4 separate regions of the Homo sapiens genome follow, and all the other regions are linked to region 1. Evidence: chromatin loops called from intact Hi-C (ENCODE). Cell type or tissue: ascending aorta. All regions are shown on one strand.

Region 1 (5,000 bases):
AGCGCAGAAAGCAAGCATTCTGGCAGCCTAGGATGTGAGTTGTTTTGACTTTTAAAAAATCATCTTTGAGGTTGAAAATACAAGTGTTTTTTTTCCTCCTTAACATAAATATGTGCTCATTCTAAAGAACCCCAGGCATCCAGGCAGCACATACCGTTTCCCGAAATGCACCAAGAGGCTGCTGCAAGTGGATACGAACATTTTGCTCCTAACACAGTCCTCCCTCACATTTCTCTCTGGAAAAAAACCAAAAAACCAAAACCAGCTGCTGGTAGAAGCTACTTCTTAAAAGGACACAAGGCAGGTTCAAAAAGAATCATGGATTTTTTTTTCTACCCCAGTCTCCCACCCAGCCACAAAGAACAAACAATAAAACCCAACCGAAAAACAGGGTTGAGAGACGTTTGCTTTGACTTTCTGTATGCTTTCTGGCATTAAGCACTCACTTGCGGGCTGACAGTTTGCAGCATTTATAAAGCATCTTAGCTTTCTCATGGGACTGGTATGAGATCTTGCCACCCACCCATGGAAGCTGTAGCCCTCTTCACTGCTGCGGCCACCAGGGTGTGGGTGGAGGGTCGGCCCCACCACACAACTGTAACTAGGCCCACAGGTTGGGTGTGGAGAGCTGTGCATTAGAAGGGATGGGTCCATCTGGGGCCTCTGCAGGTGGCAGGAAGAGACTGTAACGTCACCCATTAGTAGCCCTAATAACATTATGAGGCTTAGTCCACTGAATCCAAAACTTTTCCTTGGTCCATGGACCCATGTCACACTTTAATGCAATCTTACAGAAAAATGCAAAAACCCAAACTGCTAGACCAAGTATTTCTATCTGCATCCCAGCTTTCTTACACTGTCATTGCAGGGAATACTTGGGAAGAAGAATGTTCTCAATGGGTGCGAGCTTGACTCAGCGTCAGCCCCTCCTAGGCTGCCACTCTTTTCTGTTCAGATCAAGTGATCAGTGCTCTGGCATATTGGCGGGGTCTGCAGTGATGTGGGTGGTCCTGTATATTGAGAGGCCTTTGGTAACCTCTCACTGGAGCAGGGTCAGCTGGTCCTGGAAACACACTTGACACGCTGGAACCTGCGGTTTGAGCTACCATGCCTCATGGGTCTTATTTGGTATTCAGAATATGTCCTGGAGAGCAGGGAACTTAGGAGTGTAACAGTGTCATTTGGCAGGGACCAGAGACTAAGCGTTATCTTCTAAGGTGAGCTCTTCCTCGGGGCCCCTTCCACACAGCCTCCAGGTGGCCACTCCCAGCTTGCTGAGTGTCTGCAGAGCCCCTGCTATTGATGTGTGTATTTAGATCTCTTAGTATCCTCCCACCTAAGTAAATGAGGGGTCTCAGCTTAGCCTACACTGTGCTTCCCTGCATGTACATGCATGCACACGCTCAACACAGCACATACACACACTCAATACCCAGCACACACATGCATATACACCCACAGGCTGAGTGGCCAGTGCTGATGGGGAGGAGTGCTGATAGAGAAAGATTTGGGGGCCAGTACCCTGGGCTGAGAGCTTACATGTGGCCCTGGGATTGTGGCCAGTGTCTTGGAGAAAGAGACTACAGGTAGCGTAAAGTGGGTTGTTTTCAGGAAGGTCTGTGTTACACTCTGAGAGTATGCCACGACTCTTTAAGGCTCAGATGAGAAAGAGTGACAGAGTTGGGAAAAGGGGCATCCTCCTCACTTTTGCACAGGACACAGTGCCACCCTGGGCTGGGAGACTAGAAGGGAAGTTTGTGTCATTCAGTGCCATGGGGGTTCTTCAGTTTCAGGAGATGTCCCCCACCCCCCGGCAGGGTGCTAACCATGGAGGGCAACCACTGATGCCTCCAGCAGCTTCTGGACAGAAGATCCTGTAAGGAGCCAGAGAAGAAGGAGAGGGGCCTGGTGCTGTGCATGTGTGAGGTTGTTCAGGCTCCTTCAATGGCCGGTGCTGTGACATCTACATGTCTCTCTCTGTGTGTCTGTCAACCTACCTATTGACTGTCTATCTACCTACCTATCCTATCATATCTATCTCTATCTTTCATCTATTTATCATCTATCTACCAATCTCATCTATGCATTTAAATATGTATGTATGTATGTATCTATCTATCTATCGATCGGTCGATCGATCATTTATTTTTTATCTTGATTACACCAGATAAGCTGAGGATTTTGCAGGTAAGCACGTGGAAGCTAAAGGCCAGCAAGACTTGGTTAGGAATATCAATGCGTCCTCTCTCACGGCTACCAACCAGCCAGTGAGGGATTTGCAGTGTGACAAAACAGGCCTAAGCCCTGACTGGCTGAGGGAGCCAGTGCCTTACAGGTTAGTCAACCAAATGGGGATAGTGGAAAAAACAATGCACAAAAGGTTTCTGAAAAGCAGAAATCAGGGTGCCCTGGAGTAGTCATGGCAGTAAATTAGCGGCAGTCAGTGGCATGGTGCCCACAGCTGGGCTTTTCCCGGCCTCTTTTTCACATGCCACAGGGGACCGTTTGCTACAAGGGAGCCTCAGTTGGCACCACTCCACTGTTTATATTTGGTCATTTATTCCCAATCCTCATGAGTCAACCAGAGAGCTCTGCCAGTGGTGATGATTCTGCCGCGCTGTTTTATCTGGAGCAGTGCCATGGACTCTGTGCTGATGTATAATCCCTGAAGGAAAACAGGAAAAGATAGCCGTACACAGGCAAAATATGTACATATTTCACTGGCGCAGCCACAAAGCCAGAATAAGTCAACTAGTTCAGCTGAAACAAAAGTCAACCCAAACACTGAACCACACAAGCCCAGGAAATTTTGTTTAAAAAAAGAAAGATATGAAGAAGGAGGAGGAAGATGCGACATGCTCTGGGGAGCCCTGTTTCAGACTCTGTTCTGGTGATCCTCACGCAGGTGAAATCACTTTCCACAGTGGGCTTGGGGGCTTCGGGTGCTAACTCTTCCCCACTGTCTCACTGACAATGGTGGGCGCCCTGGGCTGATTCCTCACTATCTATCCCAACACTCTCCTTTCCTTCACCCAGAGCCTGGAGAGCTAAACCCTATGTTTCCCAGGCCCAAGGCTCCAGATGTGATTAGTATCTGCCAAGCAAATTCCCTCCTGGAAGGGTTGATTTCAGAGCAGAGTTAAGCCAAACAAGAGGCGGGACACAAGACTTCCAGTTTTGCAGGTGTGGGACTGTTGCAGAAAGATCACTGTTCCATGCAGTGAGCAGCTACAGGAACAGTGCTTCGATTCCTTGGAGGCAGCTTTCCCTGCGCAGCTCTGCAGACTGCAGTGCTAGTCGCGGCTTCCTGATTCAGCAGGCAGCCTCCTCAGAGCAGCAGGAGCTGTGGGGACTGTGGGGACTGTGGTGACTTTGGTGACTTTGGCCACCAGTCCTGCAATGTGGCTTTGGATGTAATTCCTAGAAGCTTAGCCTCAAATCTGTTTCCTCTGCTCTCCCAATGATTCTGTAAACTATTTCACACCCTCAATATTTCTTCTCCGCTTAAACTAGCGAGAGTGTATTGTATTCTGTGCAACTCAATGCTGATGAATCAGAGTATAAAATGGTTTAGAGCGGGGTTTGGTGGCTCACACCTGTAATTTCAGCACTTTGGGAGGCCGAGGTGGGAGGATCACTTGAGCCCAGGAGTTTGAGAACAGCCTGGTCAGCACAGTGAAAACCCCATCTCTACAAAAAATTTAAAAATTACCCAGGCGTGGCGGTGCATGACTGTGGTCCCAACTACCAGGGAGGCTGAGGTGGGAGGATCACTTGAGCCCAGGAGGTTAAGGCTGCAGCAACTATGAATGGGCCACTGCACTCCAACCTCATGACAGAATGAGACCCTCCCTGCCCCTAAAAAATAAATAAACCAGATTGGCCATGCTCACTTCACAGTGAATAGGATGGCATGGAGGCCCAAGGCAATCTTGGTAAGTTGCTAAGTTGAAGCCTAATGTGAATAATAAAGGAGTTTGCCAACTTTTAACTTTCCCAATTTCAGAAATTCTCACTAATCCCCCAACATTTATCCCCTTTGAGTTCCAGGAGGAATTCTTCCCCACATTTTAAACTATGCTGAAAGTATGAAACACACTGAGCTGGATATGTCTGTTTGAGATGAAATATCCTGGGGGACCAGTAGGGTCTGGACATCGTATACATGGAGACAGATAACCACTGTCGCTTATATAGGTTCTCTATGGTCAGCAAATATCCCTAGGGGGAATTGTCTCACAGCCATTCCCTATGTGTTGTATTTGGGTCAGAAAGCAGTTCTGAGGTTGCTGTTCTCTCCATGATCTGGCCAGTTCTCACCTTATCCAGACTGTGGTAGGCAGAATAATGCTCCCCAAAGATATCTGTGCCCAAATCTCTAGAACCTGTGACTATGTTATGTTACATGGCAAAGGGGAATTAAGGTTGCAGATGGAATTAAGGTTGCTAATAAACTGACCTTAAGGTAGGGAGATTATCTTAGACTATCCAGGTAGGACCAATGTCCTTGTTCAAGAACAAGGGTTCTTAAAAGTAGATGAGGAAGGCAGAAGGGAGATGTGATACAGAAGAATGATCAGAGAGATGCAGCATTGCTGGCTTTGAAGATAGAGGAATGTGTTCAGAACTAAGGAAGGGGACAGCCTTTAGAAACTGGAAGAGGGCAGCCAGGCACGGTGGCTCATGCCTGTAATCCCAGCACTTTGGGAGGCCGAGGCAGGTGGATCACCTGAGGTCAGGAGTTCAAGACCAGCTTGGCCAACATGGCAAAACCCCATCTCTACTAAAAGTATAAAAATTAGCAGGGCATGGTGGCAGGCACCTGTAGTCCCTGCTACTCAGGAGGCTGAGGCAGAAGAATAGCTTGAACCCAGGAGGCAGAGGTTGCAGCAAGACAGAGATCACAGCACTGCACTCCAGCCTGGGTGACAGAGCAAGAGTCTGTCTCAAAAAAAAAAAAAAAAAGAAAAAAAAGAAAAAAAAGAAACTGGAAGAGAGAA
Region 2 (5,000 bases), 220 kb after region 1:
AAGGCCCTGGCACATAGAAAATGTTGTATAAACTTTTGCTGAACTGAATTCTTATTCCAACCTTCTCTCAGATTTATTAAAGACACAAAAGGCACGTCTGTAGACTGAAGACGTTTTTGGCTTCGCACCCAGCTCTTGGTCTAACTCAGTGTGTGCGGCCAGGATCCGTAATGATGTGTTATGGAGACGAGTAACGTTGTTGGATACTGAGCAGTGCGTTCAGGCCGCATTCCTGTGGGCACGCGCTCAAGTCCATCATCCCTCAGCAGAGGCCGCGTATCACACTGGAACACACACAGCCTCTGCAACCAGACCCCGGGCCAACGTGTGGCACCCAAGTGTGAACAGTGGGGTCCTTCAGTGAGGTACTTAAACTCTCTGTGCCTCAGTTTCTCTTCTGTGAAATAGAATGGTAATAATGCCTGGCATCTGGGGTCATTGGGGGGATTAAATGAGCTAATACATGCAAAGAACTGAGAAAGCATTGACACATGACAAATGCCGTGTGGATGTCAGCTATTGTTCCTACTGAGGCAGGACACACAGTGGCCTGGTGGGAGGGGCGGGGTTTGATGTTGCAGGTATTACTGGAAGCCTTCTCCTTGCCCGACTTCCCCAGATATTTCTTCCACATCCTCACCTTGGTGGCTTTTGTGATAAAAAAAAAAAAAAAAAAAAAAAAAAAGATGGCAGTAGACATAATGCCTCCCAGGATTCTGTATCCCCATCCCCAACCATCCCCAGTCCTTATCTGGGTGGTCAGGACCACGGCTTCTGGGGTGCATCCCTGTCACTCAGCTGGACTCCAACTCCTTGGTCACCAGCACAGAGCCTAGTGCCAGGTCAATACTTAGAATATGGTATGTGGATAGGCTGCTCCTTGTTGCTAGACTGGCTGGGGCTGTAAGTTCTATATAAAAGAGTTCTCCATGAGGAAAAGAGTAAAATGCATAATTGTGGATCTGAATTCATCCAAGGCAATTATGGTGAAGCCACCCCTCTGGCCAGTGACCTGTATGTGCCCGCAGCTGGTTTAAGGGTAGAAATGTGGCCCAGCTCTGTTGGCTGTGACAGGAAAGGGAGAAGTCTCCCAAGAGGCATCTGAGGAAGATCTCTTTGGTCTAAATTTAAAAAGAAAAAAAAATGCTTGGCAGGAAATCATCGCCTTCTTCTACTGAACGTTCTTGTAGAATAAGGGGTCCTGACACTGTGGCATTTACCCTACGACCATGCAGTGGGCCTATGACAAAGATGCAGGATGAAGATGGGGCTCAACAATATGGTGGAGCCTCGAAGCCAACCAGCGCGCAAGCTCTCTCGCCACATGTTCTTGGAGATGGTATTTTCACCTCCTTGGCTGAGCTCTTGGGGGTTGCTTTTTCTGTTATGGGACCAGTTAGGATGCATTTGGCTGATAGTCACCAAAAAACCAACTAGCCGATGATTTAAATCAGGAGATGGCAAGCTTTTTCTGCAAAGGGCTAGAACATAAATATTTGAGGCTTTGTGGGCCACACAGCCTCTGTCACAACAACTCATGCCTGTCCCTGAAGCTCAAAAACACCACTGGTGAAATGTAAGCACAAGGCTAGCTGTGTGCCAATAAAACACAATTCGCAAAACCAGGCTGGTTTTGGCCCACATGGTTTAAGCCATGAAAACATTCATCGTTTACTTAATTAAAATCCCTGGCAAGATCCCAGGCCTGGCTGGGTAACTGTGACGTGGGCACCTCTGCAGTTTCCCATCCTTCCTCCCCAGGCTCCAAGGTGGAATGGACAGGAGGCCGAGAGGGGTCCCGATGTCCTCCTCACTGCCCGGCACACTGGCCTTGCATTTCATGTGCCATCCTCAGTGGCAAGGCGAGGTGCTGTCTCAGCCTCTGTCGTGAGAAATGAGCAAGTGGGGAAATGGGTGGGGACGGCTCCGGGGAGCTGACCAAGAGCGTCAGCCACGTGACTTGTCAAGGAGACCCAGGGAGCAGTGACTGAGAGAGGAGGCCAGCCTGGGAAAGGAGCCAGGTGCGCCAGCCCCCGCCCTGGGGCCAGGACAACAGCTTCCATGCACACACAAGAAGCAGAAAACTTTTTTTTTTTTGAGACAGACTTTTGCTCTAATCACCCAGGCTGGAGTGCAGTGGTGTGATCTTGGCTCACTGCAAGCTCCACCTCCCAGGTTCAAGCGATTCTCGTGCCTCAGCCTCCCGAGTAGCTGGGATTACCAGCAGCTGCCACCATGCCCGGCTAATTTTTTATATTTTTAGTAGAGACAGGGTTTCGCCATGTTGGGCAGGCTGGTCTTGAACTCCTGACCTCAGGTGATCTGCCTGCCTTGACCTGCCAAAGTGCTGGGATTACAGATGTGAGCCACTGTGCCCAGCCAAACTTATTTTTAAATATTAAATTTCAATTAAATTAATATGAATTTTACAACTTAACAAAATCGCAGAGACAAAAGGAACACTCAGGAAGTAATTTGAAGTACACTGTCAGAAAGGTGTCTTATGATCTGATTGTGAAATAGTTCATCCTTCACAAACTGCATTCACATGCCTTTTAACTGTGTCCTCTTGAGAAGTTTGTGAGGAGGTTTCAGTCCCCAGGTTGCAGGTGAAACTGGCAGAGTTGGGGGTTTAAACTCGGACCCTCTCAACTTCAAGCTCAGGTGTCTCTTCTGCTCAGCACTGTTAGATTGCACAGTGCAGCCCACAGGTGGCTGAGCCTGTGGCATCAGGTGCCAGGTCCGGGGGAGAGGTTCAGGAGGGATTGGAGAGAGCCACAGGGCTGTCCTGAGAAGATCATCTTCCTGCTCTGCTCAGTGGCCTCTGGTCAGAACCAGGAGGAGAGGTGGAGACTTCCTGGGGACCCAGAGCTCACAAGGCAGCCAGGCCCAACAGTCAAAATGGATGAGCTGTCACCCCAGATGTGCTCAGGCGCAGAAGGAACAGCCCTTGGAAGGGGCTTTGGCCCAGGTTCAGTGTCAAGGGCTAAGTTCCTAAGGCCCCTTTCACCCCAGAAATTTCAGGCAAAGGCGAGTCAGGGAGGCTGAGTGGTCCAAGGAGCTGCCCAGGTGGCTGGCAGGACCTGTGAGTCAGAAGGGTGGGGGCTTGGAGGAAGGGCATGGGTGGAATGAGCAGGAGAAGGTCACGTGGTCAGGGAAGCTGTGCCAGCCGCTCCTCAAGGCTGAGAGACCTGGGGCAGTCAGGAGAGGTGGGCAGAGACACCACCTACACTCCCACCTTCTGGCTACCTCTATTCTGGGAGAAGGAGGCAGACATCCCACGTCTGCCCTCAGGACGCCCCATGAACGGTAGAACAAGAAAGAGATGCAAAAATGATTCTCACTGGCCCTTGAGCCCCTATGCTCCAGCCCACTCCCACATTGTGGAGTGTACTTTCATTTTCAATACATCTCTGCTTTTGCTGCTTAAAAAAAAAAAATGATTCTCACCACACACTGACGCTCCCACAGCCACACACACACCCGCACTCATACACCCTCGTATACACTCTCAGCCACACGCATATTCACGCTCTCACACTCACACAGTGCTATGGGACTGAGTGTCCACCCAGATTGGTGCATTGAAACTTAATAGCCAATGTGACAGAATGAAGAGATGAGGTCTTTAGGAAGGTGATGAAGTTACCAGGACAGAGCCCTCCTGCGTGGGGTTGGAGGCCTTATAAAAGGGCTGAAGGAAGTGGGTTCATTCCCCAACAAGAGGACACAGCGACCTCCCTTCCAGGGACCGCAGCAACATGGCGCCATCTTGGAATCAGAGACCCCTGACCCTCTCCAGACACCAAAACTCCCAGCCTCCAGAACTGTGAGAAATAAATTTACGTTGTTTATGAATGACTCAGTTTCAGGCATTTTATTACAGCTGCCGGAATGGACTACGACACACAGCCATACGTTCACATTCACACACATACTCACACCCACACACTCACACTCATGAACACACTTACTCATATACAACCACATGTGCCAGCAATTTTGAACATTTTGCAGATGAAAAAACCGAGGCTGAGAGATGAAGAGGAGCCTCTCCAGCCACAAGGTACATAAGTCAGAGCTGCACCCAGATCTGGGCAATTGACACCTGCCTGCTTCTCTCTCCTGCTCTCGGCTCCCAGTCCTGAGCAGTGAGTGAAGTCTAGGAGGAGAAGGGTCAGGGTGGCCACCATGGCCTGCCAACTGCCACCAACAAGCTACTGCACTCACATGGGCCAGAGACACGCTTTCCATTGCTCATTACCTCGCACTCTGGTGGCGCCACGGGGGCACTCTGAGGGGTATAGATGTTGACGTCGACAGCAGTGGAGAAAAGAAGCATGGGGTGGGGGTTCAGGCCATGGGACAAACAGCTTGTGCTGCCTCCAGGGCAGTAGTAATGAGCTGGTCCATGTCCTGTCAATGCGCACCTTCTAGGAACAACTAATGAGGGCTCTTACAAATGACACCCAGCAGATAAAACACTCCCCTGAGTGTGGGCCCAGACTCAGTCTGAGGCCTTATGCTAATGGCCGGCTGCCTCAGTCAGGTGTCCCAGCTGCCTGGCTCCTCTCGAGAGACAGAGTGTGTGTAAGGTGGGTCCTGTTTTTAAACCTACAGCTTCTGTGCCTCTTCTGGGCCAGTCAGACCACTCTGAGAAGAAGAAGGGAAATTGTCCTGATGAGAAAAGTGAAATCTTTCTGAAGTGAGGGCGGAGAACCTGGGGAATCCTAAACAGAAATAGCAGAGGCTTGTTTTCAGATTTGGAAAGAGACGGTCTCTCTGCCTGAGTGGGTTTTCCATTTGAGAGGTCGGTGTCAGCCAGTGTGTGCAGACCAGGCCGCCTCACAGCCATGCGAGTCTAACTGTAGCCCAGAAGGGTCAGGTGAGCCAATTAAGTCCCTACAAACCCACACCCCCTTTCCTTGGGTACTTTGGAAGGCTGCTGAGGAAAATGGAACCCACTCTAGACGGGGAGAAACGGATTGTTTTTAATTCCC
Region 3 (5,000 bases), 61 kb before region 1:
TCAGAGAAATAGCCAAACCATGACTCATGATCCTCTTGCTCCAAAGTGCGTTGTCTCCCCCACAGCCCACTATATTTGTTGTTTATTTTTGAAAATGGTCATGAACTCAGCTAAGACGCTGGGGCAGTGGAGCGGAGGGAGAGAGCCTGCTCTTCACAGAGGGCTTATGGGGTGAGAGGAAGGGAAGCTAAGTACAGGGCAGGCCGGGGCCATCTAAGGTGGCCTCTGACCATCCTGGAGAGGCATGGGGCTAGAGAATGAAGAATGAGGCAGAAATGAGCGTTTTTGAACTGGTTTACCGAGCAAGAACTAGAATGGAAGGGGACATATTACAAATGACAAATGCCTGATCCAAAGCCCATGAGATGCTATTGATGAGGGCCACGGACCCTTACTCTGTGCAGACACAGAGGCTTGGATGCACACACTTGCATACACACACACACACACACACGCACTGTTTTGTTTTGCTCTGCTTTATTTTTGCCACTGTGGAATAATAAGAAGTACAGTCACGCATTGCTTAATGATGGGGATGCAGTCTGAGAAATGCATCAGGTGATTTCATTGTTGTTTGAACGTCATAGAGAGTACTTACACAAACCTAGACGGTATAACCTACTACATACCTATACTATATGGGATAACCTATTGCTCCTGTACCAAATACTGTAGGCAATCGTAACACAGTGGTATTTGTGAATCTAAACATATCTAAACACAGAAAAGGTACCATAAAAATGTGGTTAGAAAAGATGAAAAATGGGGCTGGGCGTGGTGGCTCACGCCTGTAATCCCAGCACTTGGGAGGCCAAGGTGGGCGGATCACTTGTGGTCAGCAGTTTGAGACCAGCCTGGCCAACATGGTGCAACCCCATCTCTACTAAAAGTAGAAAAATTAGCTGGGTGTGGTGGTGTGTGTCTGTAATCCCAGCTAGTCGGGAGGCTGAGGCAGGAGAATCATTTGAACCTGGGAGGTGGAGGTTGCAGTGAGCCGAGATTGTGCCACTGCACCACTGCACTCCAGCCTGGGCCACAGAGCGAGACTCTGTCTGAAAAAAAAAAAAATTAAAAAAAAGATGAAAAAAGGTACACGGTCTAGGGTAGTTACCGTGAATGGAGCCTGTGGGACTGGAAGTTGCCCTGAGTGAGCCAGTGAGTGAGCGGTGAATGAATGGAAAGGCCTGGGATGTTACATTACTGTACACTAAATTTATTTTAGCTACACTAAATTTATTAAAAAATAAAGTAATTGCACTATGACATTATGACAACCATGGCATGCATCGCTAAGGGATAGGTATTTTTCAGATTCATTGTAATCTTTTGAGATCACCATCATATGTATGGCCCATCCTTGGCTAAAATGCCATTATTTAGCATATGACTGTACACATATTGGTCTCTGCCCTCAGTTCCTGACACAGAGCTCTTAAAATCCTTGGAGTTTCTTGAGAGATAGGAGTGCTAGTAGCATCTTTTGTTCTAATCGGGCAACTCTGGCTGGGCTCCTAGATAGCCTCGGGATGGGAGTTGGTGGCCAGGGGAACCAACCATGTGATTATAAAGTTGGAACTTTCACCCCCACCCCTAACCTCAGGGGAGGGAAGAGGGGCTGAAGGTTGAGCTGAACATCAATGGCCAATGATTTAATCAATCATGCCTACATAATGAAGCCTCTATAAAACCCCAAAGTACAGGGTTCAGGGAACTTCCAGGCAGCTGAACTCATGGAGGTTTCTAGAGACTCGCACACAAGGAGAGGACATGAAGGTCTGAGCGCCTTCCACATGCCTCGCCCTGTGCCTCTCTTCATCTGTATCCTACATAATATCCTTTATAATACACCAGTAAACACAGCTACGTGACTCTCTGAGTTCTGTGAGCTGCTCTAGCAAATTAATTAAACCCAAGGACAGGGTCTTAGGAACCCAGATTTATAACCAGTCAGAAACCACAAGTAAAATAACCTGGGGCTTGTGATTGGCATCAGAAGTGGTGGAGGTCTTGTGGGACTGAGCCCTCAACCCGTGGGATCAGATGCTATCTTCAGGCAGGTAGTGACAGAAATGAATTGAATTCAAGGACGTCCAGCTAGTGTCTACTGGAAAATCTGTAGAATTGCTTGCTTGCGTGGTGGGGGGACATACCCATACATTGGTGACAGAGGTCACAGAAGTACCCTGTGTTATGAGAGAATAGTAGGAGAAACTGAGTTTATTTTTTCTTTCTCTCACAGAAACTGAAAGGCATTTATCCTCACATTAGAGTATAGCATGCTGAATTGTCTGTCTATAGCTGCAATTCCACCCAAGACTTATGCTAACTTTTAAGATTTTTGTCTCATATCAAAACTGAGAAGACTCTCAAAAGAAACATCACTCAAGCAAAAAACTTTTAAAGCTTTTCAAAATAATCGCAACTCATCCTGCACTTCATAATTCTATCACCATTAGAGTGAATTAATTGTGTGATTATATGTTTGCCTTCCATAGACTGTGAGCTTCATAAAAGTTGGAACCAAGCCTGTCATTCATTTATTCAATAGAGACCTACCGAGTGCCTACATGTGTCAGATACCATTTCACTTGTAGGGCCGCAAGAGTGAATGAAACACGAGATTCCACAGCAGATGGTCTCAATTTCTTTGTGTCACTGACCCCCTGGAATCCCAGCCTACAGTAGGCACTCAATGAATACTTATTGGATAAGAGATGAACACATTTCCAGCTTATTCTTCCCACCCCAAATCTTTCCTTAATAAGAGGTCTGGGTTTTCACACAGCCCTGCTGGAAAGCCCCCTTTGGCCAAACACTGTAGTCTCTGCAGACAGCTCTCAGCCTGTGGCCTGTGGTTAGGCCCACTCTGTCTGATACTCTAAGCACTGGCTGAAGACAGTGACAGAGAAAGGAGAAACAATGCCCCATTCCAGCAGGAGGAGGGAGGAAGGATGAGCAAAGAGGGCTGACCCATTTTTCTTGGCTAACCGTGAAGCTCCCAACTGTGTCCTGGGGCTCTGGCAGGGACCCTGGCGACAGCCCTGACCCCTGCTCTGTGCTGCATTATTCAGCAAGACTGTGACGTTATCACTGTGAGGTGGGTGAGTCATCAACAAAGCTGCTATCCAGAATCTCATGAGCTCAGCCTGAGGGGCTGATGCCAGCCTGTTCACCGACTCTGGAAGACAAAAGGCTATGTTCCCTGCTGGGCTCCCCTTCCCTGCTCCTGGGACCCTGGGCAGGTCCCTCTCTATAGGGGTGATGGTAAAGGAACCTGAGCTTTAATAAGGGAGAAATGTGTGTCCAGTATGGGAGCTGCCGCTGTCTGAACAAATATGGAATCATAATCAAGTCCAATCTTGGTTTTTAAATTTGGAAATGGGTATAATAAGATTTATCCCAAGACGTTGTTGAAAGGTTATTTGTACTGCATCTGGCACTTCATACATGATTGGTGTTATTTCCCAGGCATCTCAATTGAGATCCTACACAGTTTCATGCTCATGATAACTGCAAATCATAAATCATAATCTTATTCCTATCTCTTCCTGTACATCATGGCTGGGGGACAGAGGAATAACCCACTCCAAACCCCTATATGCTTCCTCTTTGGGGAGAGGAAGGCACAGTGTGTCCTATTTGGTCCTGTAGGTGTTGGGTTAGCTCCACTGCAAACCCCACATTTGAACACAGCCAGCCTGTCTGCAGCCTGGCAGAGTTTCCTGTCTTCCTCACTGCCTATGCCACTTCTCACCCTTTCTACTCCTACTCTTTCTCCATGTTCCTCACTCTTATCTGAACTCCATGAATTTCCTTTCCTGCCTTTAGAAATTTCTCCTACTTGGCTGGGCGCGGTGGCTCACGCCTGTAATCCCAGCACTTTGGGAGGCCGAGATGGGCAGATCACAAGGTCAGAAGATCGAGACCATCCTGGCTAATATGGTGAAACCCCGTCTCTACTAAAAATACAAAAAAATTAGCCAGGTGTGGTGGCAGGCACCTGTAGTCCCAGCTACTCGGGAGGCTGAGGCAGGAGAATGGGGTGAACCCAGGAGGCGGAGCTTGCAGTGAGCCGAGATCGCGCCACTGCACTCCAGCCTGGGCAACTGAGTGAGACTCCATCTCAAAAAAAAAAAAAAAGAAAAGAAATTTCTCCTACTCTGTGCATATTCCTCTTGGGCACCTGACTTCTTCCTTCTTGACTTAGAGGAAGAGATGCTCCTCTGTAAAATCTCACATGAACCTTGCTGCCCTTCCAGGTCCCCTCGTTTTCTGCTAAGAGACTTGTACTGACCATAGTGCTTCCTAAGGTGTAGGCCACAGCCACTGTATCAAGGACCATCTGGGTTTCTTGTTAGCAGGCAGATTCCCAGGTTTTGTTCTCATTTGCTCAAATAGAATGGGGGTCTGGGATTCTGGGTTACATTTGAAAAATTCTCTTTTTTAAAAAAGTGCAGTGGCTCACGCTTGTAATCCCAGCACTTTTGGAGGAGGACATGGTGATGTATGCCTGTAGTCCCAGCTGCTCAGAAGGCTAAGGTGGGAGAATTGCTTAAGCCCAGGAAGTCAAGGCTGCAGTGAGCCATGTTCACACGACTGCACTCCAGCTAGGGTGACAGAGTGAGACTCTGTCTAAAATAAAATATGTATGTGTGTGTATATATATATATGTGTGTGTGTGTGTGTGTGTGTATGTATTCTTAAAATAAATTTTTACGGAGTCTCGCTCTGTCGCCCAGGCTGCAGTGCAGTGGCACAATCTCGGCTCACTGCAAGCTCCGCCTCCCAGGTTCACGCCATTCTCCTGCCTCAGCCTCCTGAGTAGCTGGGACTACAGGCGCCCACCACCACTCCTGGCTAATTTTTTTTTTTGTAGTTTTAGTAGAGACAGGGTTTCACCATGTTAGCCAGGATGGTCTCGATCTCCTGACCTCATGATCCACCCATCTTGGCCTCCCTAAGTGCTGGGATTACAGGCATGAGCCACTGCGCCCGGCCTT
Region 4 (5,000 bases), 180 kb after region 1:
TTCATTTTCACTTAGTTCAAAATATCTTTAAATTTCTCCTGAGACTTTTTCTTTGACTTCTGTGCCATTTAGAAGTGGATCGTTTTATCCAAGTAATTGGGGGTTTCTCCCACTGTCTTTGTATTACTGATTTCTAGTTTAATTGTACTGTCATCTGAGAGCAAATTTTATACAGTTTCTATTCTTTTAAACTTGTTAAGGTGCGCTTCATAAACCAGAATGCAGTCTCTTGGTGAATTCTGTGTGAGTTTAAGAAGGATGTGTATTCTGCTATTAATGGATGAAGTATTCTATAAATGTCAATTAGATGCAGTTGATTGATGCTGTTGTTCAGTTCAACTATATCTTACTGATCTTCTGCCTACTGGATCTGTCAATTACTGATAGAGGGGAGTTGAAGCTTCCAAATATAAAAGTGAATTTATCTATTTCTCCTTGGATTTTTATCAGTTTTCTCTCACACATTTTGTCTCATGTCAGTTCTTTTAGGTGCATGCACATTAAGAATTGTTATGTCTTCTTGGAAAATTGACCCTATATCATTACATAATGTCTCTCTTTATTTTGATAATTTTCCTTTCTCTGGAGTCTACTTTGTCTGAAATTAATTCGTGGGCTAGAATTTGATATTTTCCTTCCTCCATGTTGGTTAGGCTCTGGCTAAATAGTTTCTCCTGAGGGGAAGCCTTGTTAAAAAGAACAGAATGTTCTGGTGTATTTTTAAATGGTTACTTTTCTTCTCCCTGGCCAGAAGTACAAGGAGTTTTTCTTCAGTCTTTACAGAAGTTGGTATATATCCAGTGCCTACAACCCCTTTGCATAGCAATTGGGGATTATCTATTAATACAGAAGAAGTGCAACCTCAGGGCCCATGATTCTGCTTGTCACATATGTGCACAGGAACCTTAGAGAACACTCATCACAGCACTGTGTGTAAAGAGTTTACAAATGAATGAACGACTTGTGGATAACTAACATTACCAGGGGTTTCCAGCAGCAGCAACGTGTGTTGAGCTGGAGCTACTTGTACTAACATGGGTAAATCTCAAAAACAAAATAAGTTTAAAAACCAAATTGCATATACTATACACAAAAATTAACTCAAAATGAATTAAAGACCTGAAAGTATAATATGAAAGTCATAGAAGAAAACATATGGGAAAAACTTCATGATATTGAATTTGGCAAGAATTTCTTGGAGGTAGCCCCAAAAGCAGAGGCAACAAAAGCAAAAATAGACTAATGGGATGACATCAAGCTTAAAAACTCTGCAGCAAAGGAAACAATTAACAGAGTGAAAAGACAACCTATGGAATGGGAGAAAATATTTTTAAATGATACATCTGATAAAAAGTTAATAGTCAGAATATATAAAGAATTCCTACAACTCAATAACAACAACAACAAACCCAAATAACCCTATTTAAAAATGGGCAAAGGACTTAAATAGATATTTCTCCAAAGAAAATATACAAATGGCCAACAAACACATGAAAAGATGCCCAACATCACTAATCACTAAGGAATTCAGTCAAAACCACAATGAAATATCACTTCATACCCATTGGGATGGCTAGTATAAAAACAAAAAACAGAAAATAAATTTTGGCAAGGATGTGGAAAAATTAGAACCCTTGTTCAGTGTTGATTGGAATGCAAAATGTTGTAGTCACTGTGAAAAACAGTATGGAGATTCTTCAAAAAAATAAAAATAAAACTACCATATGATCCAGCAATCCTACTTCTGGGTATGTATCCAAAAGAATTGAAAACAGGATATTTAAGAGATATTTGTACACCCATGTTTACAGCAGAATTATTCACAAAAGCCTAGAGGTGAAAGCAACGTAAATATCCATCAATGGGTGAATGGATAAAGAAGTGTGCTCTGTAAAGACAATGGAATATTATTCATCCTTAAAAAGGAAGGAAATTCAGTTGCATGTTACTCAGTGGATGAACCTTGAGGATATTATGCTATGTGAAATAAGCCAATCACAAAATACAAAAAGTGTATGATGCCACTTGTAAAAGGTGTCTAGAGTAATCAAACTCACAGGAACACAATGGTGGCTGCCAGAAGCCAGGGAAGTAGGGGTGAGGAGTTGCTTTTCAGTCGGTGCAGAGTTTCAGTCATGCAGGAGGGGAAAGGGGGCTTAGGAATCTGTTGCACAACACTTTAAGTGTGGTTAACAATATTGTACTCTACAAGTAGAAATTGTTGGGAGGGTGAATTTTAGGTTATGTGGTTTTTTGCCCTAATTTTCTAAAATAAAAAGCAAGTTGCAGAATCATATGTACAGTAAAAAGTCAAAGGATTTTAAAACACAAAACAATGTCACATAGAGTTTATTTATAGATGCATACATATATAGTAGAAATATTAAAGCAAGCATGAGAAAAATAAATAGAAATCGATGTTGGCAATGACCTCTGGGAAGAGAGTTGTATGGTATGGGTCAGGATTCTAGAGGAATAGTCATGTTTTATTTTTATTTCTTAAGATCTGGAGTGAAGTGGGTAAATTTTTAAAAGATTTGTTTTCAAGATTTTTTTATTTTTCCATTTGTTTGAAAAACCTGATCATTTTAAATAAAATCCTGGAGGCTCCCTCCTGCTCCCGACCCCTGACCATCCCGGTCACCTCCCTGCAGCCAGGACCAGCAGGGCAGGCAGTGCTGGAACCTTCTGCTGCTGTCAGAGTAGCCTCCACATGCTGGCATGTGCTTGTGATTATTGGAACTCATTCCTGGCTTTATTTATGCCACAGACAAAAATAATTCTCCCTTCCTGGGAGACATGTCATGGCTCCAGAATGTCTTGGGAGGAGAGAGCCAGAGGGTGGGACTCTTGGGGCCACACGCGTGCCTCTGCTCATCCAGACTATACCCAGGGCCAAGGGGGTGATAGACAGATGCCAGGCTCCTATTCCTTGAGAGCGAGGTCTGAGCTGGGATAATCCTTAGAGTCCAAATCAACCCGAAATATACATCAACCCTGTCCATCTCTGTTTCCCCCAAGGACCCCAGGTTAGTTGAGGTAACTCCAGGGCAAGCCCAAATCATACCAGGGTATAATTTAGGGGAGTGCAGGCTTCAGGCCAGACCAATCCCTGATGTTCCCTTTTTCCTCAGCATTCCCTGCAACAGAGCCTCACCTACCTTCGGGGCACTGCTGTGACATTTGGGGTTTCAAGAAAGGCTCAGAGTCAGCCTCACTTCAGGGAGAACCCAGGCCTGGCCTGAACCCCACGCTTCCCCTGACTCCAGGACCTAGCCTGACCCACCTTCGAGATTTCATCTCGGGCCAGCCCCTCCCACGCCGGGGTCCGGAGTCAGTGTGGGCTGTAACCCCCGGGGTCAGGAGTCAATGTGGGCTGTACCCCCTGGGGTCAGGAGTCAGCGTGGGCTGTACCCCCTGGGGTCAGGAGTCAGCGTGGGCTGTACCCCCTGGGGTCAGGAGTCAGTGTGGGCTGTATCCCGGTGGCATCCACCTGACTACTGTGCAGGCGGCTGGCGGCAGGTCCCGGACACATTGGGACGTGGTGTAGTTTTCATGCTGTGGAAGGCACCCTCCTTTCCCTGGCAGAACCAAAGGCCTGGCTAAGCACCTGTGGGGCTGGTCTGCACTGCTGTACTCCTCCCCACTCCCCTTCCCTCTGATACTGTGGGAGGGTCACCCCAATTCTCTTGGTCTTTCCTGGTGAACTTTCTGTTGGGCCTTAGGCACCTGCAGGTTGGAATGATAGGCTCTGGTCCACTTTCCAGCCCCAGGTGAAAAAGCTCAGGTCAACCTTTTCCCCTTCATTTTTCTTTCTCCCAGGGCTCTGCATGGACCCCTTTACACACAGCTCTGCCGCACAGGCTGCTGCCAGGTATAGAATCACTGCCGGCTCAGATACCAGGATGTGAAAAAAATCAGGACGAGCCTTAGAAAAGTAAGAGGATGGTGATTAAACACATAAATAAATAAAGCAATTAGGAGGAGGATGCATAACCAAAAAGCAAGGTAAGGAGAAAGAGGAGGGGACTTCAGGCAAGGCCTCTCCAGTTACTGTCATTAGAGCAGAAATCTGAGAGAGGTGAGGGGCCAGCCAGCGGGAAGGGCACCCCAGGTGGGGAACGACAGGTGTGAGGTTCTGAGGACAGGGGTGGGGCTGGGCTGGGCAAGGCCAAGGAGGGAGAGAGAGGCCAGAGCTTTGAGCACAAAAGGAATGAGATCCTTGTCACTCACAGGGCCAATGTTGGAAGCAGGACCCCAAGTAGGAAGCCACTTCGAAAGTCCAGGGGCGGTGACCAGGTTTGGGCAGTTTTCTTTACTGTGATGGAAGAGAACTGAGGGAAAGGTGGACGGGGACAGGGACTGCTGGGGACACTTAAATAATTTACTTTGATATTATTTATGCAAACTTTTAAAACAAACAGTATAATATATTTCTTATATATGATCATTCCCATAAACAATATATTTAAAATATGAAAAGCACAGAATAGAGCGAACATATCAGTGGTTGCCGTTGAGGAGGGGGAGAGAGGAGGGGAATAGCATTGAGGAATGGTTAAAGGGGGACATAAACTTTATGTGTCATGGTTTTATGCCACAGAGATATGAAGCAAAAATCACAAGTTATTATATTAGTGTCTGTTTTTCCGGGTGGTGACTGCTGCAGTATTGGCTACCATATTCTCTGTACTGTCTTTGTCTGGATTTTTTTTTCCCAATGGAGAATTGGGAGAGCAATGCCTTGCACTGCTGGGTGGATTCGATCCCCAGGCACTTCCTGACTCTCTTCATGCTTCTCAAAATCTCCCTGCCATGCAGGCAGGGCCAGCTCTGCCTCACCCTTTGGGTTTTGTGAGTGACTTGGCCAAGTCTACGGCTGGTAAATCTGGGCTGAGACTGGAACCAGGTTTCCCGGCTCCACAGTTCAGAGCTCTGTCCTGTGTCCTGGAGTCTCTAAGGTCCAGGAGACACCTCGACCTCCTGGAGGAAGATGCTGC

The links. A loop is a pair of places that touch in the nucleus more often than their neighbours do. Peaks named below come from ENCODE experiments on the same cell type or tissue, not always from the same donor. Only the 100,000 strongest peaks of a DNase experiment are listed, where the experiment ranks them.
Region 2: it touches region 1 in a loop (2.6-fold over the local background); 3 of 110 quality-filtered maps call a loop at or near these places.
Region 3: a loop joins it to region 1, with 2.2 times the contacts of the local background. A loop is called at or near these places in 7 of 110 quality-filtered maps.
Region 4: a loop joins it to region 1, with 2.5 times the contacts of the local background. A loop is called at or near these places in 2 of 110 quality-filtered maps.

What each region holds. Positions count from the first base shown.
Region 1 is chr1:228,900,655-228,905,654 of GRCh38, forward strand. No RefSeq gene overlaps it. Among named protein-coding and RNA genes, the nearest start is that of RHOU, 170 kb to the left of the region's middle. RefSeq lists a silencer at 2,428-2,722. In ascending aorta, no CTCF peak of the experiment used is centred here; a DNase peak (open chromatin) is centred at 2,577; H3K27ac peaks cover 1,991 bases.
Region 2 is chr1:229,116,140-229,121,139 of GRCh38, forward strand. All of the region lies in intron 2 of LINC02815 (long intergenic non-protein coding RNA 2815), which reads right to left. Among named protein-coding and RNA genes, the nearest start is that of LINC02815, 36 kb to the right of the region's middle. RefSeq lists enhancers at 1-268, 269-768. In ascending aorta, no CTCF peak of the experiment used is centred here; a DNase peak (open chromatin) is centred at 1,952; H3K27ac peaks cover 2,510 bases.
Region 3 is chr1:228,839,322-228,844,321 of GRCh38, forward strand. No RefSeq gene overlaps it. Among named protein-coding and RNA genes, the nearest start is that of RHOU, 110 kb to the left of the region's middle. In ascending aorta, no CTCF peak of the experiment used is centred here; a DNase peak (open chromatin) is centred at 3,100; H3K27ac peaks cover 1,445 bases.
Region 4 is chr1:229,084,767-229,089,766 of GRCh38, forward strand. LINC02815 (long intergenic non-protein coding RNA 2815) reads right to left here. Exons shown (of 5, transcript NR_186727.1): 5 at 2,334-5,000. Among named protein-coding and RNA genes, the nearest start is that of LINC02815, 67 kb to the right of the region's middle. RefSeq lists an enhancer at 3,290-4,008. In ascending aorta, no CTCF peak of the experiment used is centred here; DNase peaks (open chromatin) are centred at 2,775, 3,235 and 3,535; H3K27ac peaks cover 4,056 bases.